Regions from separate parts of the Homo sapiens genome. Here region 1 is linked to region 2. The links are chromatin loops, found by intact Hi-C in ENCODE. Cell type or tissue: PC-3. All regions are shown on one strand. Each heading gives the region's core, and the rest is flanking DNA. Links, peaks and the distances in the headings are about the cores only. Region 1 overlaps MAK (male germ cell associated kinase). Region 2 overlaps GCNT2 (glucosaminyl (N-acetyl) transferase 2 (I blood group)).

Evidence for each region. Peaks named below come from ENCODE experiments on the same cell type or tissue, not always from the same donor. Only the 100,000 strongest peaks of a DNase experiment are listed, where the experiment ranks them.
Region 1: a loop joins it to region 2, with 9 times the contacts of the local background. A loop is called at or near these places in 35 of 110 quality-filtered maps.

What each region holds. Positions count from the first base shown.
Region 1 is chr6:10,796,965-10,804,791 of GRCh38, forward strand. MAK (male germ cell associated kinase) reads right to left here. Exons shown (of 15, transcript NM_001242957.3): 7 at 6,756-6,927; 8 at 4,928-5,095. Among named protein-coding and RNA genes, the nearest start is that of MAK, 38 kb to the right of the region's middle. In PC-3, for the core only: a CTCF peak has its summit at 4,458 (motif pointing left); DNase peaks (open chromatin) are centred at 4,027 and 4,457.
Region 2 is chr6:10,524,120-10,531,616 of GRCh38, forward strand. It overlaps GCNT2 (glucosaminyl (N-acetyl) transferase 2 (I blood group)), which reads left to right. Exons shown (of 5, transcript NM_145649.5): 2 at 3,355-3,541; 3 at 4,512-5,717. The coding sequence starts at 4,793. Among named protein-coding and RNA genes, the nearest start is that of GCNT2, 6.5 kb to the left of the region's middle. In PC-3, for the core only: a CTCF peak has its summit at 4,595; a DNase peak (open chromatin) is centred at 4,272; H3K4me3 peaks cover 4,120 bases; H3K27ac peaks cover 2,254 bases.

The DNA.
Region 1 (7,827 bases), core at 1,971-6,970, 270 kb after region 2:
AAAATACTACACACCAATAATGGTTTAGAGTACACTCAAAGACATTAAAAAGTGAATTAAGAAAATCTTCCATATAGATTATTTGAAATGATTAACCAGAGCTGTATGTAAAATTCCGGGTTACTCTCAGCCTGAGTACAACAATATACCTACTAGTAATAAAAAAAAAATCTAAAGAGGGGACAACAAACACATACTGTTGAAGTTTATTTCATCGGTATACCAGCAAAGAGAAGACATTTATGGGAAGAAAATATAAAAATATTATGAAAAATGATCACTGTTTGAGTTTTATCTAGATCAGTCACCTGACTGCTTGCATGAGAGGGAAAGGACCCCCTGGTGTATGGGTGGCACCATCTAATAGCAGTGCTTCCCAAATGGAGGCAAGTTTGCCCCTTGGGAGATATCTGGCAATGTCTGGAGACATTTCTTATTATAATGACAGGGGTTGGGGGACGCTACTAGTGTCTAGTGTCTAGAGGGCCAGGGACATTGCTAACTATCCCATAATGCACACAATAGCACCCCACAGCAAAGAGTTATCTGGTTCACAACGTCAGTAAGGCTAAAACCGAAAAAATATTCTACAGAATGTCTAAAGCCTGTGTAGCTCAGCTATGGAAAAATTCCCTTATTGGCATCAAATACCTGGGCAAAGTAGCTGGTCATTTTTGGGGGGATGGGTTCCTTAAGATGGTCAAGCTCTGTTCCCCTGAACCTCCTGCCTTTAGCCAGTCCCCACATAGGTGGGAACATAGCCCTGACCAACAGTTAACTCCTCCCATGTGTAAGGGCAGTTTTTAGAGGAACAGAAGGCAGCTTGGTACTTTAAATGGTCTTCATATTCTACAACTTAACCAACCTCTCTCCCTAATTAGGTCTTTCCACTTCCACTAAAAAGCAGGGCTGTGAAACAGAGCACAAGAAAGAGTTTGTTAAGGGTTACTTGCATTCTCAGTGGAATACACAAATATACATAATTTGAATACTTCAATGCCTAGCACACTGAAGGTACTCAAATTCTGAATTAAGTCACATTAAGTAATTAGTATGTCAATATTCCTAAATTAATGATGCATATTTTGGAGCTGGAAACTTTGAGGATGTGTTTTGTAATTTCAAGGCTTTATTTATAACAACTCTTCCCTTTTTTTTTTTTTTTTTTTTTGAGATGGAGTCTCGCTCTGTCACCCAGACTGGAGTGCAGTGGCACGATCTTGGCTCACTGCATCCGCCTCCTGGGTTCAAGCAATTCTCCTGCCTCAGCCTCCCGAGTAGCTGGGATTACAGGCACACGCCACCATGCCCAGCTAATTTTTGTATTTTTAATAGAGACAGGGTTTCACCATGTTGGTCAGGCCGGTCTCAAGCTCCTGACCTCGTGATCCGCCCACCTTGGCCTCTCAAAGTGCTAGGATTACAGGTATGAGCCACTGTGCCCGGCCAACTCTTCCCTTTTAAGATACTTTAAGATACCAGTTACTATCCTTCAAGAAGAGGGAAAACTTTAAAAATTAATAGCATTTATTTTTTCCTATTTACTTAAGGGAAGCAGTGATCATTGTAGAGAATGAGAAACGTATAGAGTTCTCAAGACAAAAATAAAAATTTAACACCCAGAGACAACCAAGACTAACATTTTTTATACTTTTCGGTATTTTTTTCTCATCATATAAAATATATTTTTCAAAAACAAAATCATATTATTTGTATAATAGTATTTTAGCATGAGATTTCTCCCAAATTATTTAAAAATTTTATTTTACAAATTCACTGTTAATGCTGGCAGTATATTCCAAATTAAAGATGCACATAACCTAAGTTTAGAAACATTATTTATTTATTTATTTATTTATTTATTTATTTATTTATTTATTTTTGAGACAGAGTCTCACTCTGTCACCCAGGCTGGAGTGCAGTGGCACGATCTTGGCTCATTGCAACCTCCGCCTCCTGGGTTCAAGCTATCCTTCTGCCTCAGCCTCCCGAGTAGCTGAGATTACAGGTGTGTGTCACCATGCCTAGCTAATTTTTTGTATTTTTAGTAGAGATGGGGTTCTGCCACGTTGGCCAGGCTGATCTCAAACTCCTGACCTCAAGTGATCCGCCTGCCTCGGAAAGTGCTGGGATTACAGGTGTGCGGCACTGCAGAGCCACCGCACATGGTTGGAAACATTTTGATTAACTTTCAATGTACAGTTTTCTATTGGAATTGAACATCTTTGAGCATAATTTCTGATTGTCTTCAAGGCTCTTTTTATATACTACAAAATTACTTTCTCTTACTAAGAGAGATAAATGAAAAACGGTATCTCATTTCTACTTGCATTTTATAATAGTAAACAAAGACTGAACATTTAAAAAATATTTTTTGTAATCTGTATTTCTTTTCCTGTGTTTCTTTTTCATGTCCCATTACTACTTTTCTTTTTAAAATACATTTGAAAAACTTATTATGTCTTTATTATGAAGGTAATGAATGTTTAGAAAAATTAGAAAATATGGGCCAGGTGTGGTGGCTCACGCCTATATTATTTCAGCACTTTGGGAGGCCAAGGCAGGAGAACTGCACGAGACCAGGGGTTTGAGACCAGTCAGGACAACATAGTAAGACCCCATCTTTAAAGAAACAAAACTTTCAAAAAATTTTAAAAAAGAAAAATTAGAAAATACACTTAAACGGCTGGGCACAGTGGTTCATGCCTGTAATCCCAGCACTTTGGGAGGCCAAGGCAGGCAGATCACCTGAGGTCAGGAGATCAACAGCAGCCTGGCCAACATGGTAAAACTCCGTCTCTGGCCAGGCACAGTGGCACATTCCTGTAATCCCAGAACTTAGGGAGGCCGAGGTGGGTGGATCACCTAAGGTCAGGAGTTCAAGATCAGCCTGACCAACAAGGTGAAACCCCATCTCTACTAAAAATACAAAAATTAGCCAGGTGTGGTGGCAGGCACCTGTAGTCCCAGCTACTAGGGAGGCTGAGACAGAAGAATTGCTTGTATCTGGGAGGCGGAGGGTGTAGTGAACCGAGATCACGCTACTGCACTCCAGCCTGGGCGATGGAGCGAGACTCCGTTTCAAAAACAAAAACAAAAACAAAAAAAAACTAAACAAAAAAACCCCTCTGGTCTCTACAAAAATACAAAAATAAGCCAAGCGTGGTGGCGGGCACCTGCAATCCCAGCAACTCGGGAGGCTGAGGCAGGAGAATCGCCTGAACCCAGGAGGCGGAGGTTGCAGTGAGTGGAGATCATGCCACTACACTCCAGCCTGGGCAACAGAAACTCCATCTCAAAAAAAAAAGAAAATACACATACACATTTCAGTATTTTTCTTGTGTTTCTGTAGGAGTATTATATTAAGAATTAAAAATAATTTTCTCTGTCTTATCTTTCCATTTTAAGATTTTTACATAGAGAAAAATTTTACTTTTTATGTAATCAAATTGTTTGAATCTTCCTTTTGTGGTTTCTTCTATTATTTTTATACCCGTGTTTTTTCACCTTGAGATCAAATACACATGTATGCTTTCCTTTTGTTTCTAACAGTTTAGGGTGCTTTTTTTTTTACACTTTGAAAATGTAATCCTGGTCGGGCGCGGTGGCTCACACCTGTAATCCCAGCACTTTGGGAGGCCAAGGAGGGCAGATCACCTGAGGTTGGGAGGTCGAGACCAGCCTCACCAACATGGAGAAACCCTGTCTCTACTAAAAATACAAAATTAGCCAGGCGTGGTGGCTCATGCCTGTAATCTCAGCTACTCGGGAGGCTGAGGGTGGGAGAATCACTTGAACCCAGGAGGCAGAGGTTGCGGTGAGCCGAGATCATGCCATTGCACTCCAGCCTGGGCAACAAGAGTGAAACTCCATCTCAACAACAACAACAAAATGTAACCCTTCTGTGAGTTGTAAAGTATGGTGAGCAGTAAGGACCTCAATTTATTTTTTTCCCTAAGAGCTAATGAATTTTCCCAGTATCACCCACTGAGCCGTCCTCCCCTCTTTGTGATGCCACGTTTGTTTACCTTGTGCTGACTCATATGTTCTGCAACATTCAGCTATTTGTCAATTCTTATGCCAGTACTTCCACTGTTACCATCATCAATTTAAAGATTACTTTAATATCTGATGGGGCAAGCTGTCCATCCCTATCACCGCTCTCTAATTCCTTATTCTTGTTTTAACATATCTTGACTATCCTTTCCCATTTGTTCTTCCAGATGACATTTAGAAAACATTTTCTCAAGATTAATTTTAAAAAAAGCAAAATAAATTTTTGTAATTTTCACATGGAATTTATATTTAAATGATGAGAATACAATAAAGTTTATTATTGCCTTTTTATTGAAGCCTTGCAGACAAAAACACTGGGTTTAAAGGCCCTAGACTTGGAATACATCTGTAGATATGTCAGGTGTAGTCACAAAGGAACAAAGCCTGGGTGCCACAATGCTGCCCTCTTGTGGCAGCCAGAGGCTGCACACTCCAGTCCCAGCAAGGGATGATACTGTTGTATAAAGTGAACCAGAATCCCACCCCTAAACTGTAAAGGCAGCATAGGAAAGTCTACTATGTGGAATGATTCATGAGATGCCTTTTTGCTTCCATGACAGATTCCTTCATAACTAGTCTGTCGCAGGTCTGAATTTTTATCATTGCAGATTGATTCCTTGTTGCAACCTCAGGGTTCTTCATTTGAACCACAAAACTCAGAAAATCATTGGTGTGGCTATTTCTGCATTTCTCCCAATGATATTATATGCCTAGAAATTAATTTATTACATACGCTGGATGCCTAGGACTTTGTGTTTAATTCTCTTAGTAAAATCCTGGTTGAGAATAGACCTGCCTTTGTAAATGAAAACATCCCTGATATTACAAAACCTAAACATTTTTAAAGGTCTAACAGGAAGACTCCTCTTACCTGGCTTGCTGTCGGTCGTTTCTTTGGATCCCAATTCAACATTTCGGTCATGAGCTGAATAGCTTCATTACTGGCATTGGGAATAAGAGTTTTTAAGTTTATAGGAACACACTGGGGAAAACGGAAGTTCATAGAGGATGCCAGCTGGTATCCTTCTGGCCAGTCACTCTGTTTCAGGAATATATAAGTGCAGGTGGGGAGGGCAAAACAAATTGTTTTTAGTAATCCATTTAAAAAACACAGCAGTAATATAAACATCATTTATGTTTGAACATTTTCATGTTGATCCATATAAACATGAAAATGAAATACCAGACCACGTCTATAATTTAGTGCTACGACAGTATAGAAAGAACATTAAGCTGAGAGTTAGGAAACAATGCGAAAAGCACTTTTATAGCTTTTTTTTGTTTGTTTTTTTGTGTTTTTTTTGAGACAGGATCTGGCTCTGTTATCCAGGTTGGAGTGCAGTGGAGCAATCATGGCTCACTACAGCCTCACCCTCCCGGGCTCAAAAGATCCTCCTACCTCAGACTCCTGAGTAGCTGGGACTACAGGTGCGCACCATCACACCTGGCTAATTTTTTTTTGTGGAGACGGGGTTTCACTATGTTGCCCAGGCTGGTCTTGAACTCCTGGGCTCAAGTGATCCTCCTGCCTGGGCTTCCCAAAGTGCTGGGACTACAGGCATGAGCCACCATGCCCGCCTTTATAAATTTTGCAATATTAAGCTCTTGTCTGGTTTTAGATCCTGATGGTGATGTTGCTGTGATGATACCTGGGTTAACTCTGAACAAATAAGGAAAAGTGCTTTACAAAGAGGCTGACTGTGAACAAAGATCCTTGTCGTGTATATTACCCATTGCATACAATGTTAAAAATGCACATATCTGGGAAATGACAATTACATTAAAGCTTTAATATCTACATTTACTTGTGTAATGTTAACTACAAGGCACTTACTAATTTAATTAGGATGTCATTATATACACACTTATAAAGCACATTTCAGAAAGAAAGGTGTAGATGAAATATAGTTAATTGAAAAGCACTCAGTTCAAGAAGTCAAATATCCACAGGGGAGATATAAAAAAGGAAACAAGAAACGGTTAAGAAAAAACAAGGTTCAAGACACCAGGGGTTAACAGGTGATGCCAATGGCCAGCCACAGAATGAGCAGGAAAGAGCTCAAGCAAGGCTGTCTGTACAGTGTCAGCTGGGCATCACCCCCAAGTTACACTCTAAACACACAGAATTTTTCCTGAAGTTCTTAAGGAAAGGCAAGCACCTGTTTTTCTTCAGCTGGTGGGATTCTGGCTTCTTGCAATCCTTAACCCACTCCGATTAAAAAAATAAGGATTACAGCCGGGCGTGGTGGCTCACACCAAGTAATCCCAGCACTTTGGGAGGCTGAGGTGGGCAGATCGCAGATCGCTTGAGCTCAAGAGTTCAAGACCAGCCTGGCCAACATGGTGAAATCTCCTCTCTACTAACAATAGAAAAATTGACCAGGCGTGGTGGTGCACACCTGTAATCCCAGCTACTTGGGAGGCTGAGGCATGAGAATTGCTTAAACCTGGGAGGTGGAGGTTGCAGTGAGCTGAGATTGAGCCACTGCACTCCAACCTGGGCAACAGAGCAAGACTCCATCTCAAAAAAAAAAAAAGAATTATAAGAAAATTAATCATTAAAGTATGAGCCTATTTCAAAATGAAAATATCAGATATCTAGGCAAAAGTTGTAAATAATCAAAATTATAAAATTAAAAGCAAAGTAGCAAGATAGAAATAATCAAAAGTTATAGCAACTTAGGGACAAGAGTACTTACTTTTTTGGGAGTCCCTAAAACTTGGCAAATTTTAAAGATTTCATCGACCTCACTTGTCCCTGGGAAAAGTGGCCTTAACATATAGAGTTCAGCCATGATACTTCCAACAGCCCACACATCAATGGGAGAACTATAAACTGAAGATCTCAGTAAAACTTCAGGGGCACGATACCTATGAAAATAGAGAACAAAAGAGGTAATTTTGATTGCAATTTCAAAGGTGGATGGGCAGTAGCATTCTACGCTGTGTGGTCATGCATTTCCATCAAGGAACAGGTATTCAGACCCTGTTCCATCTGTGTGTCAGGCATTTGTACAATGTTCTGGGGATAATAGGACACAACACATGTTCCCTGATCACAGACAATGAGTGGGGCTGGAGACAAATGTCTATGAAATGTCCATCAAGCCTAAGACAGGAACTCAACTGAATAGATATGGAAATAAGTGCCATCTGATATATTAAGAAAAAAAGTAGAAAAACTATGTTACAAAGCATTATATTCAGCATCTATTCACAAGGAAGCACAGAAAACAAAAGATGAACAGGATTATATCCTGAGTAGTGGAGTTTTTTTTTATCAGTTTGAAAGTACTGATATCCTCAACTGACTCCTCTTCTGTAGTCAACTATATTTATTGAGTGGAGTTTTGCTCTTGTTGCCCAGGCTGGAGTGCAATGGCGCGGTCCCGGCTCACTGCAACCTCCGCCTCTTGGGTTCAAGTGATTATCCTGCCTCAGCCTCCCGAGCAGCGGGGATTACAGGGGCACACCACCATGCCCAGCTAATTTTTGTATTTTTAGTAGAGACGGGGTTTCCCCATGTTGGCCAGGCTGGTCTCGAACTCCTGACCTCAGGTGATCAGCCTGCCTTAGCCTCCCGAAGTGCTGAGATTACAGGCATGAGCCACTGCACCCAGCCTAACAATATTTTTAATTGAGAAAAATACTCAATTTACAAGAGCAAAGTGAGCTGGTGAGTCCAACACAAAGTCTGCTAAATGGAAGACACTCTCAATTCTCTTTTTTTCCAACCAAAATGTGTAAATATTTCAGTCCAAATGTTTGGCA
Region 2 (7,497 bases), core at 2,498-7,497:
AAACGGGTGTTGTTTTCTCAAATTCACTCCAAGAGGAAGCTGTGATTATAAATCAAATGACTTATTCAACGGCTCCAAGCCTGTTAAGAGTGGCCTTGGTCCACGGAAACTTTCTGACACATAATCCAGGGCTTTTTTTTTTTTTTTTTAGACGGAGTTTCGCTCTTGTTGCCTGGGCTGGAGTGCGATGGCACGATCTCGGCTCACCGCAACCTTCGCCTCCCGGGGTTCAAGCGATTCTCCTGCCTCAGCCTCCTGAGTAGCTGGAATTAACAGGCATGCGCCACCACGCCCGGCTAATTTTGTATTTTCAGTAGAGACAGGGTTTCTCCATGTTGGTCAGGCTGGTCTCTAACTCAATCCAGGGCTCTTTTTAACCATACTATTTAAGCCCTGTTGCTGGAAGCCTGTGGTTATAACCTATGCTTAAAAAGAAATAGTGATGAGGATAAAGCAGGGTACCGAACTTGTCAAGAGAAAACACATAAATAAGAAAGAGCAGGCAGAGAGGAGGACAGGAAAAGGTTGTCTTTTTGAAAAAGGACAAAATGATACAAAAATTAGCCAGGCATGGTGGTGCATACCTGTAAGCCCAGCTACTTGGGAGGCTGAGGCAGGAGAATCACTTGAACCTGGGAGGCCGAGGTTGCAATGAGCTGAGATTGTGCCGTTGCACTCCAGCCTGAGTCACAAAAGCAAAACTCTGTCCCCCACCCCCCAAAAAAAAGAAAAGGAAAGAAAGAAAAGAAAAAGGACAAAATGTGTTGCCCTTCAGATTAAAAACCAGTTTAATCCAAGCTGTTCTTCCTCTGAGACTGCATCAGGCTTTCACAGACACTGAGAAAGTTTCCATCGGCCCACCCCCCCGGTTTCTAATTTGGGCACACAGGTGATGTCATGGTAAAATGAATATGTGAAAAGTGCTTTGGGCATCATATGGTCCATGAATAATTAAGGTGAGGATGATGGGATTCTTGTCTGTAGAAAGGAACCCCTTTTTTTCTGCTTCTCTTTCTACAGTCAGTTATTGAGATTAAACTCTAAGTGCAGTGTCTTAGTGCAATGAAAATTAGTTTACATCCTGGAGAGTGAGAATTTATAAGAGTATGTGTTATGGAGAAATAAGCAATTAGTGATTGAACATAATATACACCCTGCCAGTTATTGAGCAACCAAACTATAAGTCTTTGCTGGTTCCCAATTTGTTCAGAACTCTTTATTTATCCCACCTGATCAGTGCCTCCGACTTAGAATTGGGGGGTATTAATTTTGATCTGAAATTCAACCTGGGATGAACAATCTCGCGTCCTTTTGGTCACTCCCTGATTACCATCTCCTCCCATTATATCACACAAACGCAAGAGCCTAGAGCCCAGAATTGAGGAGAGTGATTACTGATAGATTGTACAAGGGCATTGGGAAAGCTGGAGGGTCTGGAAGACCAGCGTGTCCCATGTGCCTACCAAAATAAAATGCACCAGCTGGCACTGGGTTGATGAAAAAGGAAATAGGTTCATATTAATTCTTTTTTTAAATGTCTAGCATTGTCAAAGATACTATTTTACAGAATCATAAATATTCCAGAGCTCAAAATCAAGGGACCGTCTTAGCATTACAGGTAAGGTACAAGTAAAGACGTATGAACTTTGCTTGTACTTGCAGCAGAGCACAAAATACAAGTGTTCGTTACCCTGCAACTAAATCCAGTGAGTTGTAAATTCGAAGAGCAGGCAAATAATTCAAGATGCTTCTATGTCTGCAATGTCTGGAGGGATAGAACTAGGCCAAGAATGAGGTAAGAGTCAAACAAACACCTGATGTAATTGTCTGGATAAATTAGGAGAAAATATGGTAAAAATTACTTGACTAGTTTAGATAAGCATAATTCAGCATTGACATTTTCATTTAATCATTCCTATAGTATTTCATTTGATATGGACAGGGTCTAAAGAGACGTTAAAAGTCAACTAAAAATTAGAGAAATTTTAGTCATTTCAGAAAAGATTGATTTTGTATGCGTTCTGTATTGAAGAAGTGATTTGTTCAAAAGAATTCTGGATAGACGCATGAAAGATAGTTAAGAAAATAGATATTTGGGTTGATTAAATTCTATTTTGGGGGCCCTATAGGCACAACTGGGTGTACCTGAGTCACGCTGTAGAATCTGATTCCAGAAGCAACTGAGAACTGACTCACTGTGTTCTAGAGAATTTTCCCTGTGTCCTTTCTTGTCATCATTTCCTGTGTTCCTGACACCGTGAAATGGGGTTGGCTGCCGTCTCAATGTGTTCGCTTTTAGCTGGGTTAGCGGAAAAATCAACAGGAATAACTCCAGGTTCTAAAGTAGTGATTGTGAAGATAATACCCAAGGCACACCAAGAAGCACTATGGAAAATGTTATTGTATAATAGTAAGTGCAGAATGCAGGATTTAAGCTTGCATCTTCCTGCGTTCTTTTTTTTTTATTAGAGATGGGGCCTGGCTGTGTTGCCTAGGCAGGTCTCAAACTCCTGGCCTCGAGCTCCTCCCGCCTTGGCCTCCCAAAAGTGCTGAGATTACAGGCGTGAGCCACTGCACCCAGCCTCCCCTGTGTTCTTGATAAAATAAGAATGTGTATTTCCTATAGGCAAGAGGTAAATGAAAGTACAGGACGTGGAAACATTGTGTTTAGAAACTATCTACGATATTATGTCGTCTTTGTGATTAAGAAAATGAGCCAGGTGCAGTGGCTCACAGCTGTCATCCTAAAGCTTTGGGACCCTGAGGTAGGAGGATAGCTTGAGGAGTTCAAGACCAGCCTGGGCAACACAGTAAGACCCCCATCTCTACAAAAGAGTAAATTAATTAATTAATTACATTTAATAAAAGTTAGAAGATACATTGGAAAAATTAGGTTTATTGACTGTACCACATTCACAGATACAAATATATATCTCCTACAAATCAGTATTACCTGGAATTTCTCACTAATGTGATCAGGGAAGCAGGGAAATGAAAACTTGAGCATTCAATCAATAAATAGTTGATTGTGCGGTGGCTCGCGCCTGTAATCCCAGCACTTTGGGAGGCCGAGGCGGGTGGATCACCTGAGGTCAGGCGTTTGAAACCAGCCTGCTCAAAAATGGTGAAACCCCGTCTCTACTAAAAATACAAAAATTAGCCAGGCATGGTGGCAGGTGTCTGTAATTCCAGCTACTTGGGAGGCTGAGGCAGGAGAATCGCTTGAACCTGGGAGGCAGAGATTTCAGTGAGCCGAGATCGTGCCATTGCACTCCAGCCTGGGCAACGAGAGCGAAACTCCGTTTCAATAAATAAATAAAATAAAATAAAAAGTTGCTTGTCTACTACATACAGACAATGCTAGGAGCCAGAAACATGAGGAATACATGAGCTCGGCGCCAATGGAACATGCTTTCACACCGGGTGCAGCTAACCACCACATCATACAAAACTCGTCGCTGACGTTTTAGATGTATAATCTGATTGGCATGGACTCACAGAGGAGGGAGTAAGGGAAGAGTAAGAAGATTTCAAAGGAGAGGTAATTGTGTCATTTATTAGAAGTATGAGTGTGGGGTAAGAGATACGTGTGTATGCATGCGTGTGTGTGAACGGACTTCTTGTTTAGTACCATTTTGCTGCTGCTTTACCACCCCAATCTGTTCCTGGACACGGCGATGGACTCTGTATATGTTATCTCATTTTATTCTCACAATTGACCTCTGGTGGTAAAATTATTCTCATTTTTTACAGATTAAAAAAAAAGCCTCCTTTAAAGCATTTGTAAATCTGGACATAAGAGCCTCTCTCCTAAAATTCAAGACTGAGATGCTCTTCTCTCCTTCCTCTAAGCATCAGGGTTCTCTGTCTGCATCCTATGCGGACCAGGGCAAAATAAACTTGAAATTCACTATGTTAGCCTGTATGCAATTTTGGGTGATGATGGGCTATTGGTCGTTTTGTTGTTTTAAAAAAAGAAGTTAGCCTTTATTCATCCGAGTGCCACAGTCACTTTGTGCAGTAAGTTAGGTGGTGAGGTAAGCTTGCTAATTAATGGGCATTTTAAAGGACTTTACCCAGCAGCAGACAAAATTAAGCCCTGGAAAGAATTTAGCCCAGTAGCCAGTCATATGCCATGTCGTATAGCATACCCAGCCAATGGGGAGAGCGAGGTGTGGCTGTGGAAAAAGACAGGGTTAAGCAATTTTTTTAAAGCACTACATATTTATTGATAGAATATCTCTCCAGGCAGTATTCACATGCTTTAAACTGAAGCTCGTAGCTTGGCAGTGCAGTTTAAGCAAATAAACTCAGGCTGTTGAACACAATGATTAACAGGAAGCAGGGGAGGGGACATAGTTACTAGACTCTGGCCGGGACAAGAGGCTGAGGTTAAGGTCTTAGAGCCGATGACTTGCAGAATGGTCACCTCACCCACTTGTAATTTCATGGTGGGAACAGGTGGACCCCCTGGAATCAGAACCTCTCTGAGGACATCTGTTTTTGTGTAGACACAGGTTGCAGGTTAGCAGGAGAACAGGCAAGCCAAATGCAAAGGAGCCACTTCAGAAATGTGTCACAGAAAAGTGAAAATGCAACCTAGTGGTAAGTGAAGAGGGGAAGAAGAAAGAAAAAGGACCAGAACCGTGAACTGAAGGGACAGGGAACAGCCAGACGAGAGCTTCAGCCATCACGAGGATGATTTCGGAACCTGGAGAAAATGTAAGTTAAATATATCTACACTCTGATCCTATCTCAAGAGAGAGATATTTTACTCATTTCCTGGTTGTGAATGATGGGCTCTTGGAAGCACTGTCTTTTTAGCGCGTCTCTTATCTCTGCCCTGATTTTTGTATTTGTTTACAATACTGAGTTATGGGAGAATAAACGTTTTCTGAGGGCAGCTCTGTCCAATGCTTCACTGTTAGCAGAAGCCTGTCATCAGATTTTTGAGGGGAAAGTTTTTTACCCAACAGAAAATGCATTGAAAACTACCCTTGATGAAGCTACCTGCTATGAGTACATGGTTCGAAGCCACTATGTAACAGAAACACTCTCTGAAGAAGAGGCTGGGTTCCCTTTAGCTTACACAGTGACCATCCACAAAGACTTCGGCACTTTTGAGAGGCTCTTCAGGGCGATTTATATGCCCCAAAATGTCTACTGTGTGCACCTGGATCAGAAGGCGACGGATGCCTTTAAAGGTGCAGTGAAACAGTTACTCAGCTGCTTCCCAAATGCTTTTCTGGCTTCCAAGAAGGAGTCGGTTGTCTATGGGGGGATCTCCAGGCTCCAGGCTGACCTGAACTGCCTGGAAGACCTTGTGGCCTCTGAAGTTCCCTGGAAGTATGTCATCAACACCTGCGGGCAAGACTTTCCCCTGAAAACCAACAGGGAAATAGTTCAGTATCTGAAGGGATTTAAAGGGAAAAATATCACCCCCGGAGTGCTGCCTCCTGACCACGCTGTTGGACGGACTAAATACGTCCACCAAGAACTGTTAAACCACAAAAATTCCTACGTGATTAAAACAACAAAATTAAAAACTCCTCCTCCTCATGACATGGTGATTTACTTTGGCACGGCCTACGTGGCTCTCACAAGGGACTTTGCTAACTTCGTCCTCCAAGACCAGCTCGCACTTGACTTACTCTCCTGGTCCAAGGACACCTACAGCCCCGACGAACATTTCTGGGTGACACTCAACAGGATTCCCGGTATGTACGTCTCTTAACTTTTATTTTTACGAATAAACACTGCATGGTCAATACTAAATAAGTTGCTTTGAAAAGAGTGGAAAAAATGGGACAAACTTCTTTACGGTTTTAAATGTCAAATTAAAAAAAAAATTTCATCTGTAAAATGGTAAAATGGAGATGTGTTATATCACCCACTCTTGTGAACCGCTCTGTTCACAGGACAAAAGACCGAAGGAACACTGGCCATATAAATAAAAACGTGACCGAGCACAGTGGCTCAAGCCTGTAATCACAGCACTTTGGGAGGCGGAGGCAGGTGGATCACTTGAGGTCAGGAGTTTGAGAGCAGCCTGACCAACATGGTGAAAACCTGTATCTACTAAAAATACTAAAAAAATTAGCCAGGCGTGGTGGTGCATGCCTGCAATCCCAGCTACTGGAGAGGCTGAGGCAGGAGAATCGCTTGAACCCAAGGGGCGGAGGTTGCAATGAGCCAAGATTGTGCCACTGCACTCCAGCCTGGGTGACAGATCGAGACTCCATCTCTAAATAAATAAATAAATAAAATGTAAACCTTATTCTCCTTTAAGCGCAACGCATTTAAAATCAGGAATATGTATTATAAATAAAATTTGAATGACAATTTGAAGATTTCATAATATTTTTGTCTCTGTTGAAGCTCCCATCCTTTTGAAATGGGAGCAAGATACAACTTTCAAATTTTTTATTTGCAAGCTCTTTTCTGGTCTTGAATCAAAAATCTAAAGCATGGCCAGGCATGGTGGCTCACGCCTGTAATCCCAGCGCTTTGGAAGGCTGAGGCAGGAGGATCTCTTGAAGCCAGGAGTTTGAGACCAGCCTGGGCAACATAGTGAGACACTGTCTCTATTTTTTTTCAAGAAGTTAAAACAAACAAACAAACAAAAAAACCTTATTGCACCTTAAAGATTTCTAGGCTGAGCGCAGTGGCTCACACCTGTAATCCCAGCACTTTGGGAGGCTGAAGTGGGCGGATCACAAGGTCAGGAGTTCGAGACCAGCCTGGCCAACATGGTGAAACCCCGTCTCTACTAAAAATACCAAAAATTAGCCAGGCGTGGTGGCGCATGCCTGTAATCCCAGCTTCTCAGAAGGCTGAGGCAGTAGAATCGCTTGAACCCAGGAGGCGGAGGTTGCAGTGAGCCAAGATCACGTCATCGCACTCCAGCGGAGACTCTGTCTCAAAAAAAAAAAAAAAAAGATTTCTAGACTAGTACCTCCATTTTATAGATGAAGAAACTTCAATGTGATTACATGATGTGCTCAAATCCCACAGCTAGTAAGCAAATGCACCAATTATAAACCAGGTCTCCTAAGCCTGATGTTCTTTTTAGGTTGACTTTCAATAAGGTCTCAATTGTTGCTAAATCAATTCCATCTCTCCTTTGGTCCAAGTTCCAAATGATTTTTGAATAATCTCAAGTTGTTTATAGTGAACCAATTTAGTCCTGCTAGTTCAATTCAAAATAAGAATTCATATTTGCAGTTCAAAGGAAAAAGTAACTGGAACCTGTATGAAGATCACAGTCCTGGTTTCTTTGGATTGCTGGTTCAACCCTGGATGCACATTACGATCATCTGGGGCTTCTAAAAATAACTAAGCCAGGGCCTGTTTCCCTCCTTGGGGCAAGACCTAACTATTGATATTTGTACAGCTTCCAAGTGATTCTCATGTACAGCCAGGGGTGTAAACCATTGCAGGTGCTTGTTTTAGATATTGGCATACAAAGCTTCATAGGCTTAGAATTCTCTTTAAGTC